Regions from separate parts of the Homo sapiens genome. Here region 2 is linked to region 1. Evidence: chromatin loops called from intact Hi-C (ENCODE). Cell type or tissue: endothelial cell of umbilical vein. All regions are shown on one strand. Each heading gives the region's core, and the rest is flanking DNA. Links, peaks and the distances in the headings are about the cores only. Region 1 holds the start of CASP8 (caspase 8). Region 2 holds the start of CATSPERT (catsper channel auxiliary subunit tau).

Region 1 (10,825 bases), core at 1,523-9,522:
AGAAGAGCTCTGACAAAAAATGCACAGGAAGTTCCTTCAGTAATGTTAAAGAAAAGCAGAATTACACACAGATGTGGGCGTGCAGTGTGAGAAGGCTGATGGGTGGAGGTGACAGTGAGAGCTGCTTTATTTCCCATACCTTGCTGCACAGTTTGTACTGTTTGAATTTTTACCATGTACATGTATGACTTATTCTAAAACATATACCTAGTTAAAATCTTTATTTAAAGATCCATTCTTATTCACATGCTGGAAAAGATCTAAACTAGATCTAACCCTGTTTAGTGCCATTAGGTCAACTGTCTTTACAATTTTTAATGCATTCTAACCTCTGTTAAAGTCTCATCTTACAGAATAAAACCAACCAAAGAATCAAATGAAAGCAGGACTTCCTTTCCCCCATCCCTCAATTATTTTTTTCTGAGGATAACAATGCTTAGTGTATTCATTTTAGACAATACAGAAAAGATAAAAAGGAAAATTAAAATTATGTATAATTCCACCATCCAAATATAAATGCCCAGTAATATTTTACTCTTTCCTACCAAATATTTTATGCATACACATTTTTCCTTATATTTGAACACATCATATTTCTGTAGTATAAGTGGATTTTTCCACTGGTAAGTACATCTTGTATTGTAAGTACTTTCCTGTCTTTAGTTTTTCTTCTACAGCATGGGTTTTAATATCTGTAAGGCACTTAATCTTAGAGATGGGCTATAATTTACATAGCCAGTTCCTGATTACATTTAGGATGACTTTAAAACGCAAATCTTTAAGAATACCTCTAATTATTTTCTTAGAATAATTTCCTAAAAGTAGTATTATGGTGTCAAAATGAATAAACCTTTTTGAGGCTCTTGTTACACATTCAATAGCATTTTCTGACAGTATATAATAAAAATCAATACAATCCAAGGCTGAGATGACATGAATTTGGATATAATAAGATTGGCGCATAGCTCCGTCCTCCATAGCCATCTCATCTCACTCATTTCATTACCTTTTCAACAACGTGACAATGCTTTTTAAGTGGTTTCCCCATCAAATCATAACTGACATTTAGAAGGGAAAATGCTAACGTGGCTTCTTCTCTGGCCTAGGTGTTCCAGGATACACTGTCAGATGATAGTCAGCCTTTTCTGTTTTTTGTTTTTTGCTTAAGTTACACATCCCTCTAGTCATAGTACCTAGAAAACAGTCACTTGCAAAGGATTTATGACACCATTAACAACGGGCCATCCAGCACTGTAAGGGGAGAGACATCGTGTGGCAGTTCTTGTTTTATGGGACCTAGATTTTCTGCACTAGCTTATGGGCTAGAAACTTTGTTAAGCTAGTATTTTTTAAACAATGTACTTGTATTTTTGGTTCCTAAAAACAGTAAAAGTAACACTTGTTTCATAGAGAAAGTACAGAGAAGTATAAAAAGAAAATAAAAATTACTTAAAAACTTGCCATTTGGAAGTAATTCTTTGGTCACATTTTGTGGCCTTTTCCCAATTTTTTTTCCACATGTATATATAACATATGTAAATTTGAATATGTTGCCATGTAATACATATATTTTATATAATCTCTGCTAAATAGTAAATGTATATAAGTCTATTTGTATTACATAAGTATATTTATTATTTTATATATTTATGCCCCAAAGTATTTAAATATAAATATGTGTTTATAATAATCATATAAATAAATGATATATAAATGTTTGTAATCTATATATCCATATAAACATAAAAATATTTTTTAACCTCATTTCACTAAAAGCCTCTGAAGAAACTACTATTACTGTCCCCATTTTTCTGTTGTGAAAAATCACGGCTTGGAAATAAGCTAGTAAGAGAGAGAGCCACAGCCAGATTTAAGTGTCTCACTCAAGGGCTTCAGTGACAGATCACAAAGATTTAGACGTCATTCTACTTGCAGCTGGAAGGCAGTGAAAGAATCTCATGAAGAAAAACATAAAATCATAACTTTTTTAGAGAACAACATTTCAAAAAATTTTATAATAACAAAGCCACAAAAACAGAAGTTCTTAACAAATCCACTATAGGAGAGGGGGTTAGAGCCTCACAAAGGAAGTGCTAGAATCTAGGCCCCAGCATCTCATTCCAGAGTCCCATTCTACCACTGTATTACATGTCACAATTAAACTGTAAATACATTCCATCTCATCACAATCATTCCAGTAATATTCTAGCAGCATCCTAGCTCTTGCAGTGATAACTAAAAAGCAAAACATGCATTTGCCATCGGAAGCAGAAACCTGCATCTCATCCGAAGCTTGAGAGAACCTGAAAGCCACTCGCTCTCAGGCCCAAACCCCTAACCGGCAGGTAGTATTGCCACTCCCTCCAATCCAGGCTGGCTGCCTCAGACTGCGGGCTGCCCCGGAACCTGACAGACATCCATTCTGCACGCACATGATGTCCATAACAGGGCGCTGCAGCCACGGCATTCAAACAACCCAGCAAAGGTGTCCAAACCTCAGCAAAACATATAATCCCATCATTTTCAAACAGAATGAAACTTGCAACTTCACCTGTAAATTCTTAACCCCACAAGTGCAGGTCTCTGATTGTGTCTATCTAGTCTTCCCATTATATTGTTTTTTGAACTGTTCTGTATCTTTTTAATTTTTTTTTTTTTTTTTTTTTGAGACGGAGTTTCGCTCTTGTTGCCCAGGCTGGAGTGCAGTGGCACGATCTCGGCTCACCACAACTTCCACCTCCCAGGTTCAAGCGATTCTCCTGCCTCAGCCTCCCGAGTAGCTGGGATTACAGGCATGCGCCATCATGCCCGGCTAATTTTGTATTTTTAGTAGAGACGGGGTTTCTTCATGTTGGTCAAGCTGGTCTCAAACTCCCGACCTCAGGTGAACCACCGCCTCGACCTCCCAAAGTGCTGGGATGACAGGCGAGAGCCACCACGCCCAGTCTTTTTTAATTTCTTTAAAAAATAAATAATTGAATTAGTAGGACCACATGGGTGTGTTTGTGTGTATGTGTGTGTGCGTTTATGTTGGCAAGTGTGTATGTTGGTGGGTATGTGTGTTGGTGGGAGGATAGCTGTAGCAGCAAAGTCAGTAGAGATTTAAATTTTGGCTTCTATTATTTCACAAGTTTGACTGGGATCAGGATGAGGCCTTTATACAAGTAGTTAAACTTGCAGCATTTCAGAAGCTCCTAGGACTTCATCAGTCTAAGCTAGAATGGCCTTCAGATCTGGAAACTGCACGGCCCTCGGCAAGGCTCTCAGAGGGACTGCTACCTCTTACACTAACTTCATGGTTTCCCCATCCACACTCACATACGAGGATCACCTCCATGGCCCCAGGGCCACCCGATCTCACTCTCAGCAGCCTAGAAAACTCCAGAATCAAAGGCCTTCCTCCCAAAAGGCCCCTCTGACCTTAACAAAGAGGCAAATCCTTACCTTACTCTCACGATGGTAGCACCTTCGTCACAGGCCTATCCACTACCATCTGAGCATCTAAGACAAGAGCAAACGTCTAATGAAGGACGGAAGGGCACAGCCAGCCAGCTCTACTTCCTGTTTCGAAACTCCTGAGTCACAAACACTAGAGGGGAAAGAGCGCTTACCACTTGCCCCTGAGTGAGCAGAGTGCCTTCTAAAGCTTCTAAAGCTGCAGGAAAAAGGCCTGGTGGTCCAGGAGACCGCACGCAGGGCACCTGGCCACCTGAGCACTGGCCCCTGGCTGTGACTTTGGATGGGCCATTTTACCTTTGGGGCCTCATTTCCACATTCCAAAACAAGGACGTTGGACTGGATTGTAACTAAGAACACTTTCATTTCATATTTAGGATTTAAAGATTTTTCTGGGTTCATCATTAAGACTTTAATTTTTTCATTCAATGAATCTTGATGGAGCACCTCAGAGAGGTCTTGAGATTGGACACTGCAGAGCCCTCTCATCTTGGTTCTCAGGGTGGCTGTGAACTTTCAGAGCTAAAGCCCCTGGTTTAGCCAAGGAGCATCTCTGTGGCCCCAAGGTCACCAGATTCCACCCTCAGCAGCCTAAAATACTCTAAAATTAAAAAAAAAAAAAAACTCTAAAAAGAAAAAACTCTAAAATGAAAAACCTCTAAAAAGAAAAAACTCTGAAATAAAAAAATTCTAAAATGAAAAAAATCTAAAAAGAAAAAACTCTAAAATGCAAAAACTCTTTGGTAAGATGGTAAGTCCATCTTACCAAAGGTGATCCTTGTATATGAGTGTAGCTGAGGAAACCATGAAGTTAGCTGAAAGCTGGGTTTACCATCTTATCAAAGAAGCAAATCCTGGGGCCCTCACCATGTTGGGCTCTAGGGATATACCAGTAAACAAAATATTGCCTTCATACTGAGAGTTAGATGAAATGTTTTCTGATATTAAAAGTAGGAAAAGAAAATCAAACACCTCTCTTCTTTGAAACTGCCTTTTGTCTTTCCCCAAATAGAATATAAGCTTTCAGAGGGTAGGGACTCATAGCTGAGAAGACTGAACGAAGTATCTGAAAAGGACTCTTCACCAGAGAGGGCTAGGTCAAGATGGCCTCATAATATCAATGCCTGGATGGCCACCGTGGCTCATGCATGTAATCCTAGCACTTTGAGAGGCCAAGGTGGGAGGATCCCTTGAGCATAGGAGTTTGAGACCAGCCTGGGCAACAAAATGAGACACCATCTCTATGAAGAAAAATTTTTTAATTAGCCAGGTGTGGTAGCACGCGCCTGTGGTCCCAGCTAATCTGAAGGCTGAGATGGGAAAATTGCTTGATCCCAGGATGTTGAGGCTGCAGTGAGCCGTGATTGCACCACTGCACTGCAGCCTGGGTGACAGAGCAAGACTTTGTCTCAAAAAATAAATAAATAAAAAAGAAATAGAAACAGAATGAGCAAAATAAAATACCAATAGTATTAATATGCAATAATAATTGCTAACTCGTGTAGTAAGTGATGTATGCGTATTATCTCCTTCAAGCCTCACAGTCACCTCTGGAGGCATTATTAATCATTTAATGATGAGATAACAGAGGCACAGAGGAATTACTTGCCTGAGATCGCATAGTTAAAAAACAGTGTACACATACAAAAGAAAAATACATTTTGCAAAGATACAGATAAATTCACGAATCCACATCAAAACATTAGAGAACTGTCTTTGGGGAACAAGAGAGAGGGCAGGAGGGCAAGGGTGGGGGTGGAGAGATAAAAGGAAACCCTTCAGACACGGAAGAGGGGGAAGGGGCTGTGCACCTCAGGGCATCGTGATTCGACAGAATGACAGAATAAAGTACTTAACCGTCGGCCCCAGGGCCAAATGAAAAAGAAAAAAAAGTGGATTGATAAAGTCTTCTGGACTCTCCAAACGGGTCCACAGGAGGGAGACCGTGTATCTGCATTCGAGGCGGCAGGGAAGCTTGGAGGACAAAAAGGTAGCAGAGGAACTGGAGACTGCTCAGAGTGAAAAAGTAGCAAAGTCAGAGGCAACGGCTCAGAGAGAAACCACACAGGAGACCTGGGCCAGGCAGCACCCAGAGGTGTCCTCAGAAGGGCAGATCCAAGTTGCTTCCCCACCCCCACAGCCCTGTTTCTAGAGCAAGTCAAGAAACAAAAATATTGTGGTTTCCTGTTGAAGAGGCCACCTTGGCAACAGGCACTCACCCGCTCCACCCTTTCCTGGCACCATCGCAGTCTCCGAGTCCCCTAACCTGCCTAACTCCACGTGCTCAGCAGGGAAGGGGGTGGGAAAGGCTCCCAGGAAGAAGTTTCTTTTACTTTCAATAACCACCCTGGCTCTTCTGCCTCCCTCCATGGCCTCACTTCCTGTTGAGTTGACTAGCAAATTCAGCAGGGCTTGAAAAAAAACACAAAAGATAAAAGGAGGAGAACCTGTGAAAACACTTCCCTCCAGCAGAAAGGCAGAATCTGGTCTCCGAGAGAAAGAGAAAACTTCACCACAGAAGGAACTGCAGGGTAAACTTTACTCCTAAAGCAGAACAGAGATGACTCACTCGAACAAGAAATGTTTCCTGTTTAAAGGAACAGATGCCCAATTTCCAACCATTCAGAAGAGGGATGTGGCAGACAATTCATGGACGTGCAAACTAAAGCCCGAGCGCTGGACATGCTTTATTGGAAAGCATTTATACTGACTCCATTTAGTAATAATAACCCCTGTCGGTGGCAAGTAATATGCCATTCTTTCTTGCAAAGGGTCTGGGAATAGGAAGTTTCCCTTTGCCTTGATCAAACCTCAGCACTGAAGTCACAGACCAGCCCTCTCCTCCCTCCCGCCGGACTGGGTAAAGCCAGCCCTGTAGCTGAAATGTAGGTAGATTGTTCAGAAAAAAGGAGGAAGTGTTCTGGCTCAGCCCTACTTGGCTTAGCCCTGCTCGGCTCAGCCCTGCTCAGGCTGAGTTCCCATCCTTGGCCATGTTCTCCAGTTTAGTTGTAACCCGTGTCTTTGTAGCATTGATCCTGGAGTGTTGGTGCTACTGAGGTCTGTTCTCCAAAGCTCTGAGCCCTAGACCCTCCCCTGTTCTCTCATTTTTTTTTTTTTTTTGAGACGGAGTCTCGGTGCGTTGCCCAGGCAACAGTACAGTGGTGCGATCTTGACTCACTGCAACCTCCACCTCCTGAGTTCAGGTGATTCTCCTGCCTCAGCCTCCCGAGTAGCTGGGACTACAGGCACCCACCACCACCCCCGGCTAATTTTTGTATTTTTAATAGAGATGGGGATTCACCATGTTGGTCAGACTGGTCTTGAACTCCTGACCTCAAGAAATCCACCCGCCTTGGCCTCCCAAAGTGCTGGGATTACAGGCATGAGCCACGGTGCCCAGCCCCTCCCCTGTTCTCTGCCATCTGCCTCTCTTTCCCATTTGAATTTTTTGTTCGGGGGACGGAGTTTCGCTCTTGTTGCCCAGGCTGGAGTGCAATGGTGCCATCTCGGCTCACAGCAACCTCCGCCTCCCGGGTTCAAGCGATTCTCCTGCCTCAGCCTCCTGGGTAGCTGGGATTACAGGCATGCGCCACCATGCCCGGCTAATTTTGTATTTTTAGTAGAGACAGGGTTTCTCCATGTTGGTCAGGCTGGTCTCAAACTCACGACCTCAGGTGATCCACCCGCCTCGGCCTGGCAGAGTGCTGGGATTACAGGCATGAGGCAGCGCGCCCAGCCATGAATTTTTAAAAAGGGTTTTCTGCCCTTTTGCTTTCACATCTTGTACATTTTATAACCAGAACACCAGCAATAACACATTACCTATATGTTGCACCTTGACATGAACTATCTCTAATTCTGGCAGCAGAATTCTCTAATTCAGGGTATTGTTCTCCCATGTTATGGATGAGGAAACTAAGACTCAGACAGTTACATGGAGTCAAACTCAGTCCTGCTGAGCCAAAAACAGAGATTTTTCTATGACATACTAACTCCCTTTCTCCAACACTTCAAATTTGGAATGAATCATGTGGATGGAAGAGCAACAAATTTAAACTAATAGTGACTGGTGCATAAAGGGCAGAAGGTCCTTGGTTTCTCAGTCACCTAACAAAAAGGAGTTGGCCTAATAAAGGCACAAGCTAATACTTATCAAACCATTGGCGTATGCCAGACACAGCCACCTAAACTAGCTCATTTCCACTTCTGAACAGTTCTCAGAAGTGGATGCTACGATTGGTCCCATTTTATGGATGAGGACACTGAGGCTTAGAGAGGCTGAAAGACTTGGCCACGCTCAGTCAGTGAGTGACAGAATAAGGTCTGTTTGTCTCTAAAACCCTGAGTGGTTAGTCACCACCTAAACATTAATGCATAGCCATGAATCTCAATCTGACCCACCTCAGAATTAACTGTAACATTTCTAAAAATATGAGTCTTCCAGCTCCAGCTTTGGAACTCCTATCTGAGCAAAACTGTGGGAGATAAAACAGCTGGAGCACTTAGAATAGTGCCTGGGCCTTCCACATTTCTCAATAAATAGGCTGTGGGTGCAGTGGCTCACACCAGTAATCCCAGCACTTTGGAAGACCAAGGCAGGATGATCGCTTGAGCCCAAGAGATCGAGGCCAGCCTGGGCAACATAGGGAGACACTGTCTCTGCAGAAAATTTTAAAAAATTAGTCAGTTATGGTGGCATGCATCTGTTGTCTCAAGCTACTCAGGAGGCTGAGGTGAGAGGATAACTGGAGTGTGGGAGGTCAAGGCTGCAGTGAGCTATGATCACACCACTGCACTCCAGCCTAGGTGACAGAGCGAGGCCCTGTCTAAATAAATAAATAAACAAATAAATAAATATTCACTACTATGTTATTTAAGCTCACAACATCTCTAAGATGGCTATAAATTATTAGGCTTACATACAGATGATGCAATTAAATGCAACATCAATTAGCTGACAAATGGCAGGGCCAGTGCATGAACTCAGGAGTGTCTCACTCAAAAGTTTCTGCTCTTAGCCCCTGTACACATCTCCCTGCATGTACCCAGGCCCAGCCTAGCAGAAATGGATGATCTGCTGGAGGCATCTGAGGAGCAGTACTGAGAATGGGGGGAGCAGGGTAGGAGTGGGAGTCTCAGGGCTTCAACTTGTGCCATTTGTAAGGCACTGACCCTAGATTCTCCCAGTGTGTGTGTATATATATATGACTGATAAATGAATTATGGCCAGGCACAGTGGCTTACCCCTGTAATCCCAGCGCTTGAAGAGATTGAGGTAGGCGGATCACTTGAAGCCAGGAGTTTGAGACCAGCCTAGCCAACATGGCAAAACCCCATCTCTACTAAAAATACAAAAAAATTAGTTGGGCATGGTGGCATGTGCCTGTAGTCTCAGCCACTCAAGGCACGAGACTCACTTGAGCCCAGGAGGCGGAGGTTGCAGTGAGCCGAGATGACACCATTGCACTCCAGCGTGAGTGACAGAGGGACACTCCGTCTCAACAAAAATAAAAAGTGTTAATAAGTGAATTATAAACCTCAGGTTGGTTGAATTCCTATTGTGAAGCACAAAGATCATTATTACTTCATTTGCTGTAACCAACTTCTCACCCTCATCTTGAGACATGTGCCTGTGTGACTGTTTATATCAGAATTAATAATGTGCATGGTCCTTAGTCCCAGGGAAGCTGAAAGATCCGGAGGTGTTGCTGGAGCTGCAGGGACATGGAGAGCTGGCTCCTGCCCAGCACAGAATGAGGACAGGTCTGCTTTGACTCAATCTCCAAGTGGTTTCCACCCTCTAGAATCTCAGCTCCCACCTGGAGGCCTGGTCCTGAGACTACTGTGTCTCCTACCATGTCCACCAGCCGGCTGAAAGCAGATTTGGACCTGTAAGTGTCCCTAAAAAAGCCAAGAAAGACCAAACCTCAGCTCAACTGCAACACACCCTTCCCATTCATCTTGATGTGACACCCTTCAAAGATAAACACTCACAGTGAAAGCAAAATCCCCTGAATGTGCATGCCCTTTGTTTGTTGCCAATGTGGGAGTTTGTATATAACCCATGGGCCAGGATGGTGTGGTTTGTGGATTCAACGGGGCCGCTCCCCTTTCCTTGACTGGCAGCTGGCCTTGGCTACTGCCCTAGACTCCTCCTCCAGAGCGTGGCAAGGGAAGGGAAAACAGATTCCATTCACATCTATCTCATTCCTTTCTGGGCCTTGTAGGGAGAGGCTCAAAGAGTTGTCTAAGACAAAGATTTTAGCAACTGGGATTTTAAGTTTTTCTTTTGGTATTAAAATGATCAGACAGTCATGGGGCATTTACAGTTACTGACCTCAATCTGCATACTCTGCAGCTTGTTGATTGCCAATACCTACCCCTTCTGCTTTCTCAGAAAAACTACTGCAGACATGAATCCGTACCACGGATTTAGAAAGGAAGAAATTGAGTTTGTTAGACTCTGATTCCAATATTCATGTCACTGACCTAGCTTTTCCAGAATTTTTTTTTTTTTTTTGAGATGGAGTTTTGCTCTTGTTGCCCAGGCTGGAGTGCAATGGTGCAATCTCGGCTCACCGCAACCTCCGCCTCCTGGGTTCAAGCGATTCTCCTGCCTCAGCCTCCCGAGTAGCTGGGATTACAGGTGTGTGCCACCACACCCAGCTAATTTTGTATTTTTAGTAGAGACGGGTTTTCTCCATGTTGGTCAGGCTGGTCTCGAACTCCCGACCTTAGGTGATCGACCCACCTCGGCTTCCCAAAGTGGTGGATTACAGCTGTGAGCCGCTGCGCCTGGCCCAGAATTTTCTTAAAGGTTTGGGCATAGAAGAGGTGAGGATCCCCAATATTCTTGAGGCACTATATGCCCATACCCAAGAAATGGGGCACCTCAGACGCTAAGAATAATTGTCAAGAACCATCTTTTAAAATGTATTAATTGTGGTAAAATATATATACCATAAAATTTACCATTGTAACCAGTTTTAAGTGACATCAAGTACATTCACGTCGTTATGCAACCATTCCCACCACCCAGGAGTCACTTTTAATGATATAATAACAGTGCATTTGTTAAGCACTGTGCAGTTTTAAAGCATTTTCCCTATTTTATATCATTAGATCCTCACTGGTAACATTTTTTGGTCTCAGGGGTAGAAGAGCATGTGTCTTACAGACAGGAAGACGTTGAAGAAACGAAAGCTCAGAAAAGTGAAGTGACTCTGAAGGGCCTACATAGCTACTGTAACCTACATACAGCACTAGTGACTGTTTCTTAAAAAAAAAAAAAAAAAAAAAAAAAAAAAAGATCAGGCTAGGTGCAGTGGCTCACATTTATAATCCTAGCACTTTGAGAGGCTGAAGTGGG
Region 2 (8,000 bases), core at 1-8,000, 360 kb before region 1:
TAGTTCCAGCTTTCACTGTGACCAGCAATGGTTCTCAATCTGGCAATAAGCTGGCAGTATAGGAGTTCATAATCTTCCCCGTCAGCAAACTTCAGGGAAGCCATGCTCGTTAGAGCCAAGGCTTAGCACACTTGAGCCGTGTCATCAAAGAGAAATGTGAGAAAGCTGCTGCCAATGTGGGGGATTGTGGTAGGCTGCATAATGTCTCCTAAAGATGTCCATGTCCTAATCCCTGGAACTTGTGAATATACTACTTTACTTGGCCAAAGGGATTTGCAGATATGATTAAGGTTATGAACCTTAAAACGGGGACATTATCCTGTATTATCCAGAAGGGTCCAGTGTAATCTTATGAGTCCTTAAAAGCAGAGAAGAAAGCCTTTTATGTCTGTGGTCAGAGAGGTCAGAAGTTATGATATTGCTGGCTTTGAAGATGGAAGAGGGGGCCATGAGCCAAGGAGAGTGATGACCTTGCAGCTGAGTACGGCCCTTGGCCAACAATGAGCAAGGAAATGGATTTCAGTCACATAACCACAAGGAACTGAGTTCTATGAGTATCCCAAATGAGCAAGGAAACAAATCCTCCCCTAGAGCCAAGAAAGGAAGGCAGCTCTGTGGATACCTTGGTTTTGGCCTGGTGCTGCCCATGTCATACTTTTGACATACAGAACTGTAAGATAGCAAGTGTATGTTGACTAAGCTGCTAAATTGGTGGTGATTGCTTATGGCAGCAATAGAAAGCTATATATCCTAGAGAATAAAGAAGGCTAGAGCTGCTGTGGAATGCACTTGGGAAAGCTGGCTACATTGATAATATGTAACTGCCATGGGCATAGTTGCCTTTGTATTCTTCCAGGTCTGGGAAGTACAACTTAGACTTCAGATCTCGTAATGACCCAGGAGGCATATAAACCTGAGCAGCTAGTGGCCCTGTACAAGTCCTTCATCAGGGAAAAACATTGAGTATTCCCTGATTAAGGACTTGTACAGAGGACTCTGTTTTCCCTGGTGTTTCTGGTGTGTCTCAAAAATTGTTTGACTGTGATGACAGGGAAGTTTGGAAGAAGTTCACTGCTAATGCATGTCTCCAGGAAGCAGGGAATGATCTCACAGTGACACTTGAGGCACATTGCTGAGGCCGTCGATGAGAATTCATGTAACTTTCTCCAGCTTACAGTGGACTAGATTGACATGCAAGCTGATCCAGTCCAATTGGTAGGGCATCATGGTTTCTCATTACTCACTGACTTAAAATACTTTTATTGCCATCCTGGTGAAGCACTGCACTGGGTAGATAACACAGGGGCACCTTGCTGATCAGAGCCCTTGGCCAGGTACAAAGAGCTCAGTTTCTAAAACTCTGTCATTTCAATAATGTTATAAATTGAATCATACAGTATGTAATTTTATGGGATTCGCTTTTTTTCTGTTGATCTCTTTTTTTCTGAGTCATCTCAGCTGTTGTGTGTATCAATAGTTCATTTCCTTTTACTGTTTTGTTTGGTTTAACTCATTGACCTATTGAAGGATATCTGGGCTCATTCCAGTCTGTGAATAATGCTGCTGTGGACATTCATGTGCAAGTTTTTGTGTGAACATTAAGTTTTCATTTCTTTAAGATAAATGCCCAGGAGTGAAACTGATGGGTTGTATGTAGTTACAAACTGCCAAGCTGTTTTCCAGAGTTGGCGGTACCATTCTAATTTCCCATGACAATTTTTTGAAGAGTCCAAGCTAGTTGCTTTAGAGTGCCTCACCTACATTTTTTAATTGTCTGACTTTTTCCTAATGACATCACTTAATTTGTTCCTCAATCTCCTGAATTTCCTATAGACTGGAGGTTAGGTCTGGTGGTTTGATTAGATTTTTTAAAAAAATATGACTTCATCTGTGATGCTGTGTACTTTATGTTGCATAACATGAACCCTAAGAACAGAGTGAGCTGCTGGACAGCAAGTTTCATGGGGTGCAGTAATTAACACACCACATAGTATAAATCTGAAATAATGACAAATGTGTTAAGGGCCTTGGGATATTGGGCCATGTACTCTGAGGAGCACAAGGTGAGGTGCAGGTTCCTGCCCCTAAAGAACTCTATCTTTTGAGATTAGCAACTAACAGTGTGAGCCCACTAATAGGATGTGAAAGTTGTCAAAATCAAGTTCTGGTCATTGTGTTAAAAATCCTAACAAATAGAGCTGGGGAAGGCCGTGAAAGGACGATTTTCATGCACAGATGTCTGATAATGAGGACTATCATTAAAAGACTGCACAAAACCACACCTTGCACAAAGGCCATCACAACCTGACACACACAAAAAATACTTCTATGAGGACATTTGCCCAGCAACTCCCTGTCCAATGTCCAACTGGCAACATCCTTGTTATTGATCCTTGTAGCCAAGGATAATTCTCTCAAAACAATCATTTTTGCTTTAAAAACCGTTGTCTTCCTTGACCTCCCTGTATATGCACATAGTTTACTGTGGCACTTGTATTCTTATTGCAATGCCTACTCCTGAATAAACATCATTTTCTTTCAGAGAGTCTCCCTCTCTGTTATTTAGGCTGACAAGGATATGCCAAGAAGTAGCTTGGATATAGCAGTTAACTCTGCCTTTAGGATATGTGTATGGGGATATAAGAGTTAACTAAAAGCTGACCTTTGAGTTGGTCCTTGAATAAAAGAAGAATAGATTCCAAAAATAAGAGGAATAAATAATGATCCTGAGCTAGGAGAGTACATTTTGCAGACCTTTGGTTTCCATATTAAGAAATTCAGATTTTTATGTACAATAAAGAAGTTCTGGAATTCTCTGGTTTTGTTCTGTTTGCATTTATTTATATTTTTAACTTTTAGGTTCAAGGGTACATGTGCAGGTTTGTTATATAGGTAAATTTTGTGTCATGGGGGTGTACAGATTATTTCATCACCCAGGTAATAAGCCTAGTGCCCAAAAGGTAGTTTTTGATCCTCTCCCGCCTCCCACCCTTCGCCGTCAAGTAGGCCCCAGTGTCTGTTGCTCCCCTCTTTGTGTCCATGTGTTCTCATTGTTTAGCTCGCATTTATAAGTGAGAACGTGGTATTTGGTTTTCTGTTCCTGTGTTAGTCTGCTTAGGATAATGGCCTTCAGCTCCATTCGTTACTGCAAAGGACTAATACGGGGGCAGTGAAAGGGATGGATGACAGCAGGTTGGCAGACCCATGAGTAAATCATTGCAATTGTCTCGTGTGTGTGTTGTCCCAAATTAGGTGCCATAAAGGGAAAAGGTAAGTAAGATTCAGATATTTAGGGTCAGAATTTTAAAATGTGTCTGAATGTTTAAGATTTTGTGGATATGACATTGCTGCACCAAATGAGTTTGGAACCTACTAGAGGTTTAAGAGGGAAGATGAATATTAACGTGTTATGTGTCTGTGGAACAATTGGGTAAAGATGTCAAAGTAGACTGTTGGATATTTAACGTCTGGAGCTCACGGGACAGTGTAGAGGAAGTAATGACTGACACTGTAAATCTTCTAGAAAGAAATGGTGCAGGGAGAAAAGGACTCGTGAGGGCTACAGGGCGGACAAGACAGTGAACTAAAGTGGTTGGGCCCCATGAGGGGCCTTGCTCTCCACCAGCGTGCTCTGATTTCCTTCTAAAGGAGACTGAAATGGCCTGGCAAGTGCTTGCAGCAGACCCTCCAGGCTCGCTAAGCACGCATGCTTCCAAAGCTGCCTCCAGCCACTCCCAGCATGGGCCCGGCCTGAGTGGGTCACTAGGCGGCACGCACGCGCTGGGAAAATGTGAGAAAGGCTGCGGGAGGGCCGCGCCTGCGCAGTAGCGGGCCGTCGGTTGGGCGCAGACAGGCCGCAGAAGATGGAGAGATGGAGCCACCCCAAGAGACAAATAGGCCTTTCAGCACACTTGATAACCGCAGCGGGCAGGTCCAAGTCCTGTCCGCCACCCCGCTATTGCAGAGGAATCCCTACAGCAGCCCGGATATCATGCACATTAAAGGGTCGGAGGCTTCTTCGGTCCCTTACGCCCTGAACCAGGGCACGACGGCCCTGCCTAAGAACAAGAACCAGGAGGGCACCGGGCACCGGCTGCTGAACGTGAGTGAGCGGGGGCCTGGCCGGCACCTGGAGGACCGGGGCCAGCAGGGCACCTGGAGGGTGGTGAAAGGATTAAAGGGTTCAATGTGTGCCAATTGCATCTCCCTTCAATTGGCACACATTGAACCCTTTAATCCTTTTTTTTTTCGTTTATAGCAATTCCTTTTTTTTATTTTTATTTTTTATTTTTTATTATACTTTAAGTTCTAGGGTACATGTGCACAACGTGCAGGTTTGTTACATAGGTATACATGTGCCATGTTGGTGTGCTGCACCCATTAACTCGTCATTTACATTAGGTATATCTCCTAATGCTATCCCTCCTCCCTCCCCCCAACCCACGACAGGCCGTGGTGTGTGATGTTCCCCCCCCGTGTCCAAGTATTCTCATTGTTCAATTCCCACCTATGAGTGAGAACATGCAGTGTTTGGTTTTCTGTCCTTGCGATAGTTTGCTGAGAATGATGGTTTCCAGCTTCATCCATGACCCCACAAAGGACATGAACTCATCCTTTTTATATGGCTGCATAGTATTCCATGGTGTATATGTGCCACATTTTCTTAATCCAGTCTGTCATTGATGGACATTTGGGTTGGTTCCTAGTCTTTGCCATTGTGAATAGTGCCATAATAAACATATGTGTGCACGTGACTTTATAGCAGCATGATTTATAATCCTTTGGGTATATGCCCAGTAATGGGATGGCTGGGTCAAATGGTATTTCTAGTTCTAGACCCTTGAGGAATCGCCACACTGTCTTCCACAATGGTTGAACTAGTTTACACTCCCACCAACAGTGTAAAAGCGTTCCTATTTCTCCACATCCTCTCCAGCACCTGTTGTTTCCTGACTTTTTAATGATTGCCATTCTAACTGGTGTGAGATGGTATCTCATTGTGGTTTTGATTTGCATTTCTCTGATGGCCAGTGATGATGAGCATTTTTTCATGTGTCTGTTGGCTGCATAAATGTCTTCTTTTGAGAAGTGTCTGTTCATATACTTTGCCCACTTTTTGATGGGGTTGTTTGTTTTTTTCTTGTAAATTTGTTTCAGTTCTTTGTAGATTCTGGATATTAGCCCTTTGTCAGATGGATAGATTGCAAAAATTTTCTCCCATTCTGTAGGCTGCCTGTTCACTCTGATGCTAGTTTCTTTTGCTGTGCAGAAGCTCTTTAGTTTAACTAGATCCCATTTGTCGATTTTGGCTTTGGTTGCCATTGCTTTTGGTGTTTTAGTCATGAAGTCCTTGGCCATGCCTATATCCTGAATGGTATTGGCTAGGTTTTCTTCTAGGGTTTTTATGGTTTTAGGTCTAACATTTAAGTCTTTAATCCATCTTGAATTAATTTTTGTATAAGGCGTAAGGAAGGGATCCAGTTTCAGCTTTCTACGTATGGCGAGCCAGTTTTCCCAACACCATTTATTAAATAGAGAATCCTTTCCCCATTTCTTGTTTATGTCAGGTTTGTCAAAGATCGGATGGTTGTAGATGTGTGGTATTATTTCCGGGGGCTCTATTCTGTTCCATTGGTCTATATCTCTGTTTTGGTACCAGTACCATGATGTTTTGGTTACTGTAGCCTTGTAGTATAGTTCGAAGTCAGAAAGCATGATGCCTCCAGCTTTGTTCTTTTGGCTTAGGATTGTCTTGGCAATGTGGGCTCTTTTTTGGTTCCATATGAACTTTAAAGTATTTTTTCCAATTCTGTGAAGAAAGTCATTGGTAGCTTGATGGGGATGGCATTGAATCTATAAATTACCTTGGGCAGTATGGTCATTTTCACAATATTGAGTCTTCCTATCCATGAGCATGTAATGTTTTTCCATTTGTTTGTGTCCTCTTTTATTTCATTGAGCAGTGGTTTGTAGTTCTCCTTGAAGAGAACCTTCACATCCCTTGTAAGTTGGATTCCTAGGTATTTTATTCTCTTTGAAGCAATTGTGAATGGGAGTTCCCTCATGATTTGGCTCTCTGTTTGTCTGTTATTGGTGTATAGGAATGCTTGTGATTTTTGCACATTGATTTTGTATCCTAAGACTTTGCTGAAGTTGCTTATCAGCTTAAGGAGATTTTGGGCTGAGGCGATGGAGTTTTCTGAATATACAAACATGTCATCTGCAAACAGGGACAATTTGACTTCCTCTTTTCCTAATTGAATACCCTTTATTTCTTTCCCTTGCCTGACTGCCCTGGCCAGAAATTCCAACACCATGTTGAATAGGAGTGGTGAGAGAGGGCATCCCTGTCTTGTGCCAGTTTTCAAAGGGAATGCTTCCAGTTTTTGCCCATTCAGTATGATATTGGCTATGGGTTTGTCATAAATAGCTCTTATTATTTTGAGATACGTCCCATCAATACGTAGTTTATTGAGAGTTTTTAGCATGAAGGGCTGTTGAATTTTGTCAAAGGCCTTTTCTGCATCTATTGAGATAATCATGTGGTTTTTGTCTTTGGTTCTGTTTATATGCTGGATTATGTTTATTGATTTGCATATGTTGGACCAGCCTTGCATCCCAGGGATGAAGCCCACTTGATCATGGTGGATAAGCTTTTTGATGTGCTGCTGGATTCGGTTTGCCAGTGTTTCATTGAGGATTTTTGCATCGATGTTCATCAGGGATATTGGTCTAAAATTCTCTGTTTTTGTTGTGTCTCTGCCAGGCTTTGGTATCAGAATGATGTTGGCCTCATAAAATAAATTTGGGATGATTCCCTGTTTTTCTATTGATTGGAATAGTTTCAGAAGGAATGGTACCACCTCCTCTTTGTACCTCTGGTAGAATTTGGCTGTGAATCCGTCTGGTCCTGGAGTTTTTTTGGTTGGTAGGCTAGTAATTATTGTCTCAATTTCAGAACCTGTTATTGGTCTATTCAGGGATTCAACTTCTTCCTGGTTTAGTCTTGGGAGGGTGTATGTGTCCAGGAATTTATCCATTTCTTCTAGATTTTCTACTTTATTTGCATAGAGGTGTTTATAGTATTCTCTGATGGTAGTTTGTATTTCTGTGGGATCGGTGGTGATATCCCCTTTATCATTTTTTACTGTGTCTATTTGATTCTTCTCTCTTTTCTTCTTTCTTAGTCTTGCTAGTGATCTATCAATTTTGTTGATCTTTTCAGAAAACCAGCTCCTGGATTCATTGATTTTTTGAAGGTTTTTTTGTGTCTCTATCTCCTTCCGTTCTGCTCTGATCTTAGTTATTTCTTGCCTTCTGCTAGCTTTTGAAAGCATTTGCTCTTGCTTCTCTAGTTCTTTTAATTATGATGTTAGGGTGTCAATTTTAGTTCTTTCCTGCTTTCTCTTGTGGGCATTTAGTGCTATAAATTTCCTTCTACACGCTGCTTTAAATGTGTCCCAGAGATTCTGGTATGTTGTGTCTTTGCTCTCATTGGTTTCAAAGAACATCTTTATTTCTGCCTTCATTTCGTTATGTACCCAGTAGTCATTCAGGAAGAGGTTGTTCAGTTTCCATGTAGTTGAGCAGTTTTGAGAGAGTTTCTTAATCCTGAGTTGTAGTTTGATTATGCTGTGGTCTGAGAGACAGTCTGTTATAATTTCTGTTCTTTTACATTTGCTGAGGAGTGCTTTACTTCCAACTATGTGGTCAATTTTGGAATAAGTGTGATGTGGTGCTGAGAAGAATGTATATTCTGTTGATTTGGGGTGGAGAGTTCTGTAGATGTCTATTAGGTCTGCTTGGTGCAGAGCTGAGTTCAATTCCTGGATATCCTTGTTAACTTTCTGTCTCATTGATCTGTCTAATGTTGACAGTGGTGTGTTAAAGGCTCCCATTATTATTGTGTGGGAGTCTAAGTCTCTTTGTAGGTCTCTAAGGACTTGCTTTATGAATCTGGGTGCTCCTATATTGGGTGCATACATATTTAGGATAGCTCT

The links. A loop is a pair of places that touch in the nucleus more often than their neighbours do. Peaks named below come from ENCODE experiments on the same cell type or tissue, not always from the same donor. Only the 100,000 strongest peaks of a DNase experiment are listed, where the experiment ranks them.
Region 2: a loop joins it to region 1, with 3 times the contacts of the local background. A loop is called at or near these places in 2 of 110 quality-filtered maps.

The regions. Positions count from the first base shown.
Region 1 is chr2:201,253,233-201,264,057 of GRCh38, reverse strand. CASP8 (caspase 8) reads right to left here and starts at 3,522. Exons shown (of 9, transcript NM_001372051.1): 1 at 3,445-3,522. RefSeq lists enhancers at 5,218-5,637, 5,658-5,717, 5,714-5,858, 5,818-5,947, 6,428-6,477 and a cis regulatory region at 5,786. In endothelial cell of umbilical vein, for the core only: no CTCF peak of the experiment used is centred there; DNase peaks (open chromatin) are centred at 5,717 and 6,087; H3K4me3 peaks cover 1,495 bases; H3K27ac peaks cover 2,113 bases.
Region 2 is chr2:201,615,002-201,623,001 of GRCh38, reverse strand. CATSPERT (catsper channel auxiliary subunit tau) reads left to right here and starts at 3,824. Exons shown (of 16, transcript NM_001168221.2): 1 at 3,824-4,102. The coding sequence starts at 3,872. It overlaps TMEM237 (transmembrane protein 237), which reads left to right. Exons shown (of 13, transcript NM_001044385.3): 13 at 1-2,816. It also overlaps the pseudogene ENO1P4. In endothelial cell of umbilical vein, for the core only: CTCF peaks have their summits at 3,553 and 3,752; DNase peaks (open chromatin) are centred at 581, 1,531 and 3,751; H3K27ac peaks cover 1,731 bases.